Regions from separate parts of the Homo sapiens genome. Here all the other regions are linked to region 1. Evidence: chromatin contacts called from ENCODE Hi-C or POLR2A ChIA-PET data. All regions are on one chromosome and are shown on one strand. Each heading gives the region's core, a stretch centred on a gene start or an enhancer-like site at or near the end of the contact. The rest is flanking DNA. Distances are from core to core; before and after follow the strand shown. Region 1 has its middle 72 kb from the start of LINC02003. Region 2 overlaps LINC00673 (long intergenic non-protein coding RNA 673). Region 3 overlaps LINC00673 (long intergenic non-protein coding RNA 673).

What was found. Hi-C counts contacts between places; a loop is a spot of excess contacts on that map. ChIA-PET counts read pairs that join two places held with the same protein, here RNA polymerase II (POLR2A). Pooled maps may share reads with other maps.
Region 2: a map of heart left ventricle shows a loop between it and region 1 (5-fold over the local background). The contact joins two enhancer-like sites. A Hi-C loop is called at or near these places in 5 of 168 maps with a recorded cell type or tissue (PC-9, colonic mucosa, heart left ventricle and 2 more), 6 of 37 single-sample maps with no recorded cell type and 3 of 50 pooled maps. POLR2A ChIA-PET finds 5 or more read pairs at or near these places in 1 of 52 experiments (HEK293).
Region 3: a loop to region 1 is called in a map of PC-9, with 4 times the contacts of the local background. The contact joins two enhancer-like sites. A Hi-C loop is called at or near these places in 1 of 168 maps with a recorded cell type or tissue (PC-9) and 2 of 50 pooled maps. POLR2A ChIA-PET finds 5 or more read pairs at or near these places in 2 of 52 experiments (MCF 10A and Panc1).

Annotation. Positions count from the first base shown.
Region 1 is chr17:72,269,368-72,273,128 of GRCh38, forward strand. No RefSeq gene overlaps it. Among named protein-coding and RNA genes, the nearest start is that of LINC02003, 72 kb to the right of the region's middle. Within about 2 kb of position 1,314, at least 2 of the 41 ENCODE cell types and tissues checked have a DNase peak (open chromatin) inside an H3K27ac peak, as active enhancers do.
Region 2 is chr17:72,419,127-72,423,010 of GRCh38, forward strand. LINC00673 (long intergenic non-protein coding RNA 673) reads right to left here. Exons shown (of 4, transcript NR_152516.1): 3 at 1,574-1,940. Among named protein-coding and RNA genes, the nearest start is that of LINC02003, 78 kb to the left of the region's middle. RefSeq lists enhancers at 1,821-3,020, 2,411-2,470, 2,521-2,650, 3,264-3,673, 3,754-3,884. Within about 2 kb of position 2,210, at least 15 of the 41 ENCODE cell types and tissues checked have a DNase peak (open chromatin) inside an H3K27ac peak, as active enhancers do.
Region 3 is chr17:72,463,099-72,467,151 of GRCh38, forward strand. All of the region lies in intron 1 of LINC00673 (long intergenic non-protein coding RNA 673), which reads right to left. Among named protein-coding and RNA genes, the nearest start is that of LINC02003, 120 kb to the left of the region's middle. RefSeq lists an enhancer at 2,401-2,610. Within about 2 kb of position 2,518, at least 12 of the 41 ENCODE cell types and tissues checked have a DNase peak (open chromatin) inside an H3K27ac peak, as active enhancers do.

The sequences.
Region 1 (3,761 bases), core at 64-2,563:
CCTGGGAGCATCTGGGCTGAGTTTATCAGCAACTGGTGTTTTAATGCACTGGTGAAAAGTGCAATTTGAACATAAGAGAGCCACAATTTGGTCTCAGGAGCAAATTCAAACATAAGCATGCATGCTTTAAATGGATGCTCAAGCTTCAGGATGCCTTGCATGTCAGACCTGGCCTTATAAACATTTCTATAAACCTGAGCTTTATGATCAGTTTCCCCAGTTCTTTTCTTAAACAAACACCAAAGGTACCCCTTAGTACTTCTCCCCTGGCTTTTGACCTTTCGGGACACCAAGTTGTGGCTAGGACCCGAAGCCACAGAGGCAGTACCAGAGTGGTTCCTCCCAGGAACCATGGAGGCTTTCTCGGCCTCAGTTTCCACATTTGTATAATTGAGTCAATAAGATGGTCTATCTCATAAAGAAGCTGTGAGGAGTGAGCAAGAGAATTTACACAACATGGAGTCCAACAGACAGTAACACTCAATAAATAATAAAAACAGGCTGGGTGCAATGGCTCAGGCTTGTAATCCCAGCATTCTGGGAGGCTGAGGTGGGCGGATCACCTGAGGTCAGGAGTTCAAGACCAGCCTGGCTAACATGGTGAAACCCCATCTTTACTAAAATTACAAAAATTAGCCGGGCATGGTGGCATGCGCATGTAATCCCAGGTACTCAGGAGGCTGAGGCAGGAGAATCGCTTGAACCCAGGAGGCGGAGGTTGCAGTGAGTCGAGATTGCGCCATTGCACTCCAGCCTGGGCAACAAGAGCGAAACTCTGTCTCAAAAAAACAAAACAAAACAAAACAAAACAAAAACAAAAAGGAAAACCTGTCCCCCGACCCTGATACCCTCTCTTTTTCCTTCTATCCCTAAAGCTAATTAAAGTAACGTGTTAAACACTAGAGAGGTCTGTTTACAGGCAGTAATGAGAAACCCACAATCATGGAGGTATTTTAAGTGAAATAGGCCATTTCATCTCATTGATGGAGATGCAGGAAAGGGTGGAGCTGTTGGGGAGGGTGGATATGCATAGGCCAGTTTGATCTGGGGGCTTGAATCAGAGGGAAGGCATTAAGAGCCATTTTAGTAGCTATAGGCGGATCAGATGAGATTCAGCTCAACACCTCTTAACTAGGGAGATGCTGACTCAGTTGATGAAAACTGGAAAAACTGAATAGGAAAAAATGAATCCCATCGGGCTGCCTCCTTCTGCACGTTGGCTGCAAGGCTAAATGCATCACAGGCTTCCAATAAATATGAACTAATCATCAAATTTAAGAGCGAGGAAATCATTGTTCTCCCCAGCCTGGCCGTTTGCCCAGCTGCTGCTCAGAGGGTGATGAGTTGCTTTTTATCTGACAGTGGATCTCCCCTTTGCCCAGAGAAACTATTAGGAACCCAACCAGCTGGAAGACTTTCTCAGCAGTGTTTGCTTGGACTGTGTTCCTCCTTTTCCAGTACAATCCTCACACCGCACCCTAGGGAATCTCACCCTTGACATTTTTTTTTTTAAATAAGCAACTTGATTTGCTCCAATTTCCCTAAGGATCAAAGTAGAAAAGAGTTCACTTTTGGCTTCCAGGACCATAGTGCCAGGAATGGAGTTATATTAAAATCGGTTAGAGCCTAGGAAGGACCAGAGGAGAAGGTTTTCCCTCTTCTTTATCCCCTCTCCCCACAAAAGAACAAGTGCCACTAGTTCCTTAAGTGAGGAGCATCCTGGGAGTTCCATGTTGACTCAAACCTGGAGTCAGAAGGTCCTGGGCCACCTACAATGGATTTATTCCCTCTGCATTCAGTATCCCCACAGTCTTCTTCTGGTTAGTTCCTGCTTCCTCTTCCTGTTGAGTTGCTCCCTGAATGTCAAAAACGGGGTTTATTATCAGAGCTGGCAAAGAAGTCGAGTGTCTCAAAAAATAGGGGTCAAAATGCTTTTTAAAGGTAATTATAGAAACTCTTTGTTTCTTAGCTGTCTCTGCGCCATAGATGCTTCCAAAATATGAAAAATAGGCCAGGCGTGGTGGCTCATGCCTATAATCCCAGCACTTTGGGAGGCCGAGGTGGGAAGATCACTTGAGCCCAGGAGTTCAAGAACAGCCTGGGCAAAATAGTGAGACTCCATCTCTATAAAAATAAATAAATAAATAGTCAGGCATAGTGGCGCACTCCTGTCGTCTCAGCTACTCAGGAGGCTGAGGTGGGAAGGATTGCTTGAGCCTGGGAGTTCAAGGCTGCAGTGAGCTCCGATGGTGGCACTGCCCTCAAGATGCTGTCTCCAAAAAAAAAAAAAAGAAAGAAAAATGAAGAATTCCTGACAAAAGCATTTTATTTCTAAAGAAAAAATATGACCTAAGCAATTTTAAAGACCAGGAGAAAGGGTATCCACATATCCCAAATATGCTAAGTAAATCTCAAAAGAAGAGATTGAGGCCAAAGATCTTTTTTGCTTACTCAGATTTTTCCCTAGGCCCAGTTCACTTTTTGTTTGTTCTAAGCTATGGGGACACTCAATTCCAAGCCAACCAAAGGCAGAAAAATCTCAGTAACAGAAACATTTGAAGAAATAGAGCACTTTACAGAGAAATCATCAAGAATTTCCTTTGACAATTTCACCAAATATAATTAAAATTCACCAACTTCAAACTTTTCCTATACACATGGATTTCTGGCACCTGTCTATTGTAAATGTAAGACACACATCTACAGAAGTTGTAACTTTTCTGGCGTTTTATCTTTGGAAAAGAATACCCTGTCTTGATTATACTCAATAAGAGAATTAAGTTTATATTTCAGGCCGGGCGTGGTGGCTCATGCCTCTAATCCTAGCACTTCAGGAGGCCAAGGCAGGCAGATCTCTTGAGCTCAGTTCTAGACCAACCTGGGCAACATGGCAAAACCCCATCTCTACCAAAAATACAAAAAATTAGCAGAGCATGGTGGTGCATGCCTGTGGTCCCAGGAACTCAAGAGGTTGAGGTAGGAGGATCCCTTGAGCCTGGGAAGTTGAAGTTGCAGTGAGCCAAGATCATGCCACTGCACTCCAGCCTAGGTGACAGAGCGAGACCCTGTCTGAAAAAAAAAAAAAAAAAAAAGTTTATATTTCACAAACGTATTACTAGTCCAGAGAGACTGTGAAGAAGTGCAGAGTGGAGAACTTGACTAGTGGAGAACTGACTCCATCAGATTCCACCAGCGTTACCTTCTGGATTCCCTTCCTAATTCCCATCTTGGTGTGGCTCACAGAACTCTGACAAGTGAGATTCTGATCCTGCTTAAAGGCTGCCTGTCCTTCTTTAGGAGAGCTCCAGAAATCCCTGTATGGGTATTCACTGGGCCAATCTTTCTGCATGTAGGTAAGTTTGATGCCTCAAGTGTGCAGCCTAGAAGTCCAAGTTAGAAAAGCAATACAATAAAATAGCCAGGAGAATCCAAGACCTCCATTGCTCTCTATATAGGCTTTTGAAGGTCTCCAGCATCAACCCCCAGAGGAGATAAGAGGCAAGGATGTCTTCTGCATCTGCTCTGGGTCTCCCTGGAGGAAGCTTATTTTAGTTTTTCAAGGCCCTACTTGGTGTGTGACTATCAGGCACTAGGTAGACAATGATTCAAATTCAGGCAAGCAAACAAAAGAAAACTTGGGTGTCACTGGATACGACAATTATCAAGAGAATCTGGGACGGGCAGATGAAATCTGAATGGAGAAGGTAGACATTCAAGTTAAAGTCACAACCAGCATCCCCCATCCAGTTTACACACACACA
Region 2 (3,884 bases), core at 960-3,459, 150 kb after region 1:
GGTGGCCTCAGGAGAGATAAAATTCTCCATCATTAAAGTGTCCAAGCAGAAAGCACCTATCTGGACAGGCTGGGAGGATGTTGTGGGTCTGAATGGGAGATGGAATGAGGTGGTCAAAAAGAGTCTGATTTTATTAAATATGAGAACAAAGACTGTACTCAAATAACTTAGCACAGTGCTGAGCACTGAAAAGGCACTAAGCAGATGGGTATTATCCCACTAGGGATGTTCCTTTAAATCTCAATCTTCCTCCTTTCAACAAATGCATGGAACTATACAAAGCAAAATAAACCATGAGAAAGAAAATGCTAAGTCTGAGACTATTTGTATATTCAATGGCCATTTGCAGACCACCTCCTTGGTATACTGCACTATGGGATAGAATCTGACACTCTTCTGCAAGTCTCTCTTCTTTGATGGCAAGGTGACAAGCAGGGCATGGTCGCATGAGCCTGTAATCCCAGCTACTGAGGAGGCTGAGGTGGGAGAATCACTTGAGCTTGGGAGTTCAAGACCAGCCTGGGCAACATGGTGAGACCCCATCTTCAATTTTTTTAAAAAGCAGCAGCAGAAGCAGCAGGTGATAAACCAGGGCAAATCCTATGCCAGGAGACACCTAAATCAGCACCCCCAATGGTTATGTGACCTGAGAAAGGAACTCCATGCCACCAGAATGTCTAGATGAGCAGTTGGAGGGTCCCTTGGCAAAACCTAAGAGATGGGGTTCTGGGATCTATTTTTGCGCCTGCCCAACCCACTAAGAAAGGGAGAGAAGGCAGAGGAGCTGCTCTCTGCAGCTGCCAAGGGCAGGCTGTCTGCTCATGCTGGAGCCCAGACAAAGCACACCCACCCGGTGGTGATTTATCAGCCGTGGGAGGCCCAAGAAGCTCTTAAGCCGCAGGTGGGTGCCTGTAAAGCCACCCTCCCTGGGGAGCACAGACCTCAGGCCTTGCTCTGCTGCTAATCACCATAAGCACCCCGGTGCCTCAACCCCGATCTGGGTGGCCCTTAACCACTCCCAAAGCCCTGTCACATGCTCAGTGATCTCAGCCGGCCTCACATAAACCCTGTCAAGTAAGCAGGACAGGTGTTGTTATTATTCCCACTTTACAGATGGGGAAAACTCTGGGGGAGCAGTTCGATGGCTTGCTCAGGGCCACCCAGGGAGCACATGTCCCAATTCCTCCCATAGACTAGGCAGGCAAGTGGCATCGCCACTCCCTCTGTGCTGCCTGCCAGCACTTGAGGGTTTTACAAAGGTGGCAACAAATACCAGGGATGTCTCTTCCCCCTGGGCCCTGGGTCCCTTTTTGGACACTGGGGAGCCTGACTCACTAAAACTCCTGTGTCTTTCTGTTCAATCATCCTCCCTCCTCCTGCTTGACAGTTTGGAAGTGGAGGGGCAGGGCCCTGGCAGGAGTAGACATAGCTTGTGCCCAGGCTGAGCCTCCCCCAGGAGCAGTAAAACATGCCTTTTGGGATCTGAGAGGAGAAGCTGCCCATTCTGTACTTTTCCAGACGTGGAGAAAGAAAGGAGAAGGCAGAGCAGATTTGAACTCCTGGCTCAACTCACCAGCCCTGTAGAGGTCCTCAGAGATGAGCCTTGTATTTCACTAAGCAGCCCCAGGAAGCGGTTTGGGGGACTTCAGAGCAGAATGGAGCAAGAGGAACACTGCCCTTGTTGGGGGCCGGAAGTCGGTGGGGTGTGAGTTAGTGATCCTCAGGTCAAGGGCCTCCACGGGAGGATGGGACCCCTGGACCCACATAACCCACGCTTCCCAAAGGCCTTCACTGCAGATTCGACGGAGCCGCAGGAACCAGGACTCAGGAGGTGGCACCTGCAGGGCCGGGAGGAGAGGGACATGCAAATGAGGCCAGGCCATCCACAGCCCACTCCTCCTGGAAGCCCAGAGTCTGGCTGGCAACTTGAACCTGATCTTCTAAACAGGACAAAAAAAGAAAAAAAAGTTGTGATTTCCCCTGACCAACCCATTTCTTTTTCCCCCTTCCCCAACCCCTGTGGAATTTGCACCCTCAAGAGGCACCTGGGGAGCCACCAGCAACTAAGAGTTCAAGGGGCTCCTCTGCATTTGGGGTCAGGCAGAGAGGAGCCACAGCAAGGGAAGGTGAGTGGACAGTTGCAAGCTGTGAAAAGCCAAGTTGCCTCCAGGCATCTAGGCCTGCGTTTGGTTCCCATGACACTCTTACTGGCAGCGTTAATAACTAACCACGTCCCAGACAGGTGCTGGCGGCCTAGCCTTAGGAGTTCTTGTTCAGGGCTGGAAATGAGTCACTTCCCTTTTATAGTTTGCTAGGAGACTGAGTCACCCAGGGGCCGACCCTTTCACACAAGTTCTCACACCCTGGCCAACTAATATCCATGTTCATACCCTAGACCTACCCATCTACCAGGTCAGCCAGGCCCAGTGGGGCTGACCCTCATGGTCTATGTCAAACAGCATCCCCAGGAGTGACCCAGTCCCTGCCTTTTCCCTTTGTCCCCCTACTCTCTCAATGGAGATGGCCCACTCACTGTCCCAAGAGGCAGCTCCTGCCTGGGCAGCTGTCTGAGAAGGACAGAGTCTGACAGGTAGGCGCCCATGCCCAAGGCCCAGTTAGATCCACCTCATCTTTGACCTTACTCTAAACATTGCTCTCATACGTCCTCAATCCTCTGTTTGGAAACCAAAAACACCAGAAGTGGAAAGTTCCAGAGCTGATGAACTAAAGGACAAAACTGCGATGCAGCAAGTCAGCTTCAACCCTCTCGGGAAGGGCAGAGGCTGAAAGCAGGTAAACTGAGGCCTGTGACTGTTAATACACTCCCCTACTTCAGGAGTCAGGTGGGAGGCAGGAGAGGTAGGTCATCGAGTCCAAGGCTCTGAGCACCCACATTCGTCAGGTGGCTCTGGTGTCAGTCTCTCAGGACTAATCTCCTGATAGACAACAAATAAACATCATTAGAGAAAACAAGCTCATATGCATTTTTCAGTAACCCTTCTTTCCCCACTCTCGTATGGCCTCTCTTATGTTTGCCAGCAGGTGGGTACCCATGCCCAAGACCCAGTGACATCCATCTCACCTTTGACCTTTACCCTAAACATTGCTCTCATAACTCCTCAACCCAAGGGGTGCATTTGGTCTTTTTTAATTTAAAAAATTAATTTTTCTTAATTAAAAAAGAGTGTATGTAAGAGAAAAAGAAATAATGAAACTAAAAAACAGGAGGTTAAAAAAAAAAAAACCTCCCCGAAATAGTTTGGGGATTTACTTTTTTTTTTTTAATCCTCAGAAAGTCCCTCTTGCTACCTGGTTTCTAAAACAGACAATCAACAGAGATGACATCAGATTAAACAGCACTGGGTGTCTCACTGCCAGGGGCTCCAGGCAGGTGTGAGACTGACAGGTTGAGAAAAGATGACACTATTTCTTCCCTTAGAAGATGAAAACCAAGGAGGAGAAATGACAGCAGAGGCTGAGCCCCGGGTGTGGTGGGAAACGTGACACCCTGCCAGCCGTTGGCCTTTTGGGTGAACTCTGCTCGCTCCTCTGCATGGGACGACACTGCAACCCGGCGCTTGTTAGTTCCCCCATCTCTCAGGTATCACAGCCAAACTCACCCCAAGGGCTCAGAAAGCTCAGCCTGTGGCTGTCTCACCTCCACAGAGCCCCCTGGACTTTCCAAGCCTGCATTTTGAACTCTGTTGGCTGCGGCCGTGGCTTTCACTTGACCTCTGCAGAGAGAGAGGGGCTTTCCCTGGGACACACGTCTTGCACATAGCAGCTAAGAGCGCCAGCCAAGCTTCGTCGATAGCACCAAGGGTCCAGATGCCAGGAGAGAGACTCCACCCCCAGAGGTGGCTCAAGAGTCCAAGTGAGTCATG
Region 3 (4,053 bases), core at 1,268-3,767, 190 kb after region 1:
GAACTGCACATGTGAGGAATGTAGGTTGTGCATTCCTTATGAGAATCTAATGCCTGATGATCTGTCACTGTCTCCCATCGCCCCCAGATGGGACTGTCTAGTTGTAGGAAAACAAGCTCAGGGCTCCCACAGATTCTATGTTATGGTGAATTGTATAATTATTTCATATTACAATGTAATAATAATAGAAATAAAGTACACAATAAGTGTAATGTGCTTGAATCATCCAGAAACTACCCCCACCCCACCCCACCCCACCACATCCACGGAAAAATTATCTTCCAGAAAACCAGTCCCTGGTGCCAAAAAGGTTGGGGATTGCTGCTCTATGGAGCCCCATGCGGCCTCAAAGTCCCTCAACTCTCAGTGTCCCTGGAAGACTTTTCGGCTACACTTTCTGTCCAACCGGTTCTGCCCTTTATTTTTGTTTCAGGGAGGATTATTGCCATGGCAATGTCCAGGTGACAGAGTCAGGAGGGGGAAGAAACCCACCTGTATTCAACCCTTAATCCCTTAAAGCCTGTCAGAAAGCAGCAGCCTTGGAAAATAAGAAGCCTGGCCAGTGTTTCCTATCGATCACAAGACAGAATAAACCAGAAAACAGCTCTCCACGAAGAAGCCTTGGTCAGTCAAGTGTCCCTAGGGGCTCTGCCAATCTCCCTGCATAGGAGATCTGCCCAACACACATTTGCATTTTCAGAAAGAGCAGAGCAGAAAGGAAGCAGAAAGCCAAGTCTGTGGTGGGGAAAAAGGAAAGTGGGTTTCCCATGAGATTCAGGTAGCTCCCCAGGACCGAAGGATCAGCTGGGCACGTGTGCTTCCTATCTGGGTAGTGCTGGTCATTTCTGTTTGCTGTGGCCACAGTGTGGCCATCCTATCGGCACCTCTACCCAAGAGTGGGTGGAGCAAACAAAACAAAATTCAGTTCCTGGGTATTAGCTTAGCACCCAGTCCACAAACCTCCTCTGCCTCTGAGGAGGTGAGAGGCCCTTAAAGCTACGGGCATTCACAAAGAAACAGGAGGAAATGAGGAATTCACTGGAAATTTTTGCCGTCTATGCTAGGAGGAACATCCCAGGTACCCACAGGGACTATCAACAAGTATCCACCCCAAAAAATAGATTCAATAAAACAATAAACTTACAAATATGAACTTGTAACTGTGGTTTACTATTCTTGGGGAAGTCTGTTTTATTTCTTTTCTTTTATTATTTCTTTGAGACAGGGTTTTCCTCTGTTTCCCAGGCTGGAGTGCAGTGGCACAGTCATGGCTCACTGCAGCCTTGACCTTCAGGGCTCAAGCAATCCTCCTGCCTCAGCCTCCCAAGTGCCTGGGACCACAGGTGTGTGCCACCACATCCAGCTAATTTTCAAATTTGTTGTAGAGATGAGGTCTCACTACATTGCCCAGGCTGGTCTTGAACTTCTGGGCTCAAGTGATCCTCCCGCCTCGGCCTCCCGAAGCGCTGGGGTTATAGGTGTAAGCCACCGCACTTGGCCTGTTTTAAATAAGTGTTGTATACTTGTGTGTGCTGGAAAACAGCTATCCAGAAAACACCACGGATAGACAAGCTTCCCCAACCAAATTGTGTTCCCAGTTCATGCGTTATCCACTGACCCTCATTTAAACTTGGTTTTGGCTCCCTGTGTTTTTCATTTCATTGTTAAGGAGGCATACACTAGATCCTTCCTCTTCTTGGGCTCAGTTATCCACAGAGATACAATATTTTAAAGGTTGTCATGTCCTTGCCTGGCTTATCAAGGAAGTAAGGGACAGCCCAAGGGCTTCCCAGGTAAGGAAAAACAACGGTTTTATAAAGCCACGGCTGGTGACAGTGCAAAAGGAAAGGCTGCTTCCATTGTATCTGGTCATTGGGTTTGCTGTGTGCCTATCAGGTTTATAAAACAAACTGCAGCAGTGAGAGGCTGTGAGTGAGCTCTCTTCCTTCCCCTATTAACTATCTATGCAGTAAGAAGGCCTGATGCACCCATTTAGCTGGGAATAGCTGCCAGAACTTTAAGGCTGATGCCTGGGAGAGAGTCAGTGGGCGGCACCGGGCTGGCTTTCTGAATTCAATCAGAGGTGGCCAGCCCCCTCTAACCATGATCCAAATGTACATGCCAGATGAGGAGCCGTCGTGGTTGAACAGGGAATGTTTCATGCAAATCATGGGTTTGGAGCAGGATTTTGTGGAGGGAGCATCCTTGAGAAAAATGTTGGGATGGCTACGGACTGGCGGGCTATTAGTCACAGAGCCACCACCTCCTCCATGAACGATGAAAGTTCTTACCACCCTGGATGCACAGATCAGCAGTTAATAATGAGGTCTCAGCATGGAGGAGACACATTCTTTCACACACATGCACACACACACATATGCACACCTGCACACACATACATACATACATACAAGCATGCACAAGAAGTCTTAGAGCCCCATCTCCTTTTGGCTGGGATTTTGCATCCTGAGAATCTTGGGTGTTACCCATGGGAACAAGCTCCTCCGAAGCCACACATGGTTGAAACTCCTCTCCCAGTGACAACGACGTCACGTCTCCCAGGCACTGGCTCCCTTGGGAATGTGTGAGTTGCTCCCCTGGGGCAAAGAGCAGCTGCTCGGGGTGACTCATAAATTGTGCTCTCAGCCCTGTCACCCACTGTGCCTCCCGTCCATTACTCAGCCTTCTCCCTGCGCTTGTTCCTATGGCTGCCCCTCAACCCAGCTCACCGCTGCTCCCAGCTCGCTCGGCACTCTGCAAGGATTGGCATTTGCTTCGGGCAGACTCTTCTCTGTCCCTGCCTTCTCTCCTCCATGAGACCCAAGGCAACACAATTTGCCCTTTGAGGAGTTGGGAGTGGGAGCAGAGATCGGGGTGACAGGGGACAGAGAGATAAAGGCAAGAAAAGAATGTTCCCTTCGTTGAAAAACAGTTCAGCTCCAGGGTCACCTCTTTGAAATCATCAGTGACACCTCACTCTGCGTACTCCCCTCAAACACAGCCCCTAGGCATTGCTTCTTCTAGGATCTGGGATTTTTGACACTGAAGGGTCCTGGCTGCCTTAAATCCTTTCTAGAAGAAAGTGGAATGAGGCAGAGTATAAACAGACAAATACACCCAACAGGTGAAATAAAACTTGAGCTTCTTAAGCAATGCTCTGTTTCTACAGGCAGCTCCCACTTGTGGAAAGGCAGAGGGATGAGGAGGGTGGACATGAGTCAAGCCTCCCCCTTCCACTCCCCACTGTCAACCCCCACCCTGACCCATTCAACAGCCTAGGGAGTTCCCTGCTTAAGGGAATCTTAGAACACACACCCTCTGCAAATACCTACAGCCTGTGTACTGAAACTTAGAGATTACTTCTGAAAAAGTGACATCATCAACAGTACAGGATTCTCAAAAACTCAGTCCCTGTTTCCTTTTTACTTCTGTTATTTTAAAATACCAAAGATACTTGCATTTTCTTCTTTTCCAACTGTTAGTGAACTCTATTCCAATCAGCATTAAGCCCAGCAATTTTTGTACTAGGTACCTACTCCTACACTCCCTGTTTAATAATCAGTCATCTAGAATAGGGACTGGCAAGCTTTTTCTGTAAAGGACCACAGAGTAAACATTTTCAACTTTGTGGGCCATGACATCTCCATCGGAGCTACTCAACTCTGCCATTGTAGCATGAAGCACCCATAGACAATAAGCAAATGAACAGGTATAGCTGAGTCTCAATAAAACTTTATTCATAGACTTGGAAATTTACATTTCATATAATTTTCACATGTCACAAAATATTCCTTTTTTTGATTTTAACTTTTAATGTGGAAAGGATTCTTAGCTCACGAGCTGTACAAAAACAGGTGGCAGGCCGGTCTTGGCCCACAGACTGTAGTTAGCCAACTCCTGGTCTAGAATCAAATATTTAAATGGAAACCCTGAGAGAGCTCTTTCTTTTGAAAAGAATATGATAATCGTGATAATAGCTCCCATGTATTGAGCACTTGTTCCATGAAAGAACTTGACATGGAAAAACGGCTTTTCATCCTCATATTAACATAT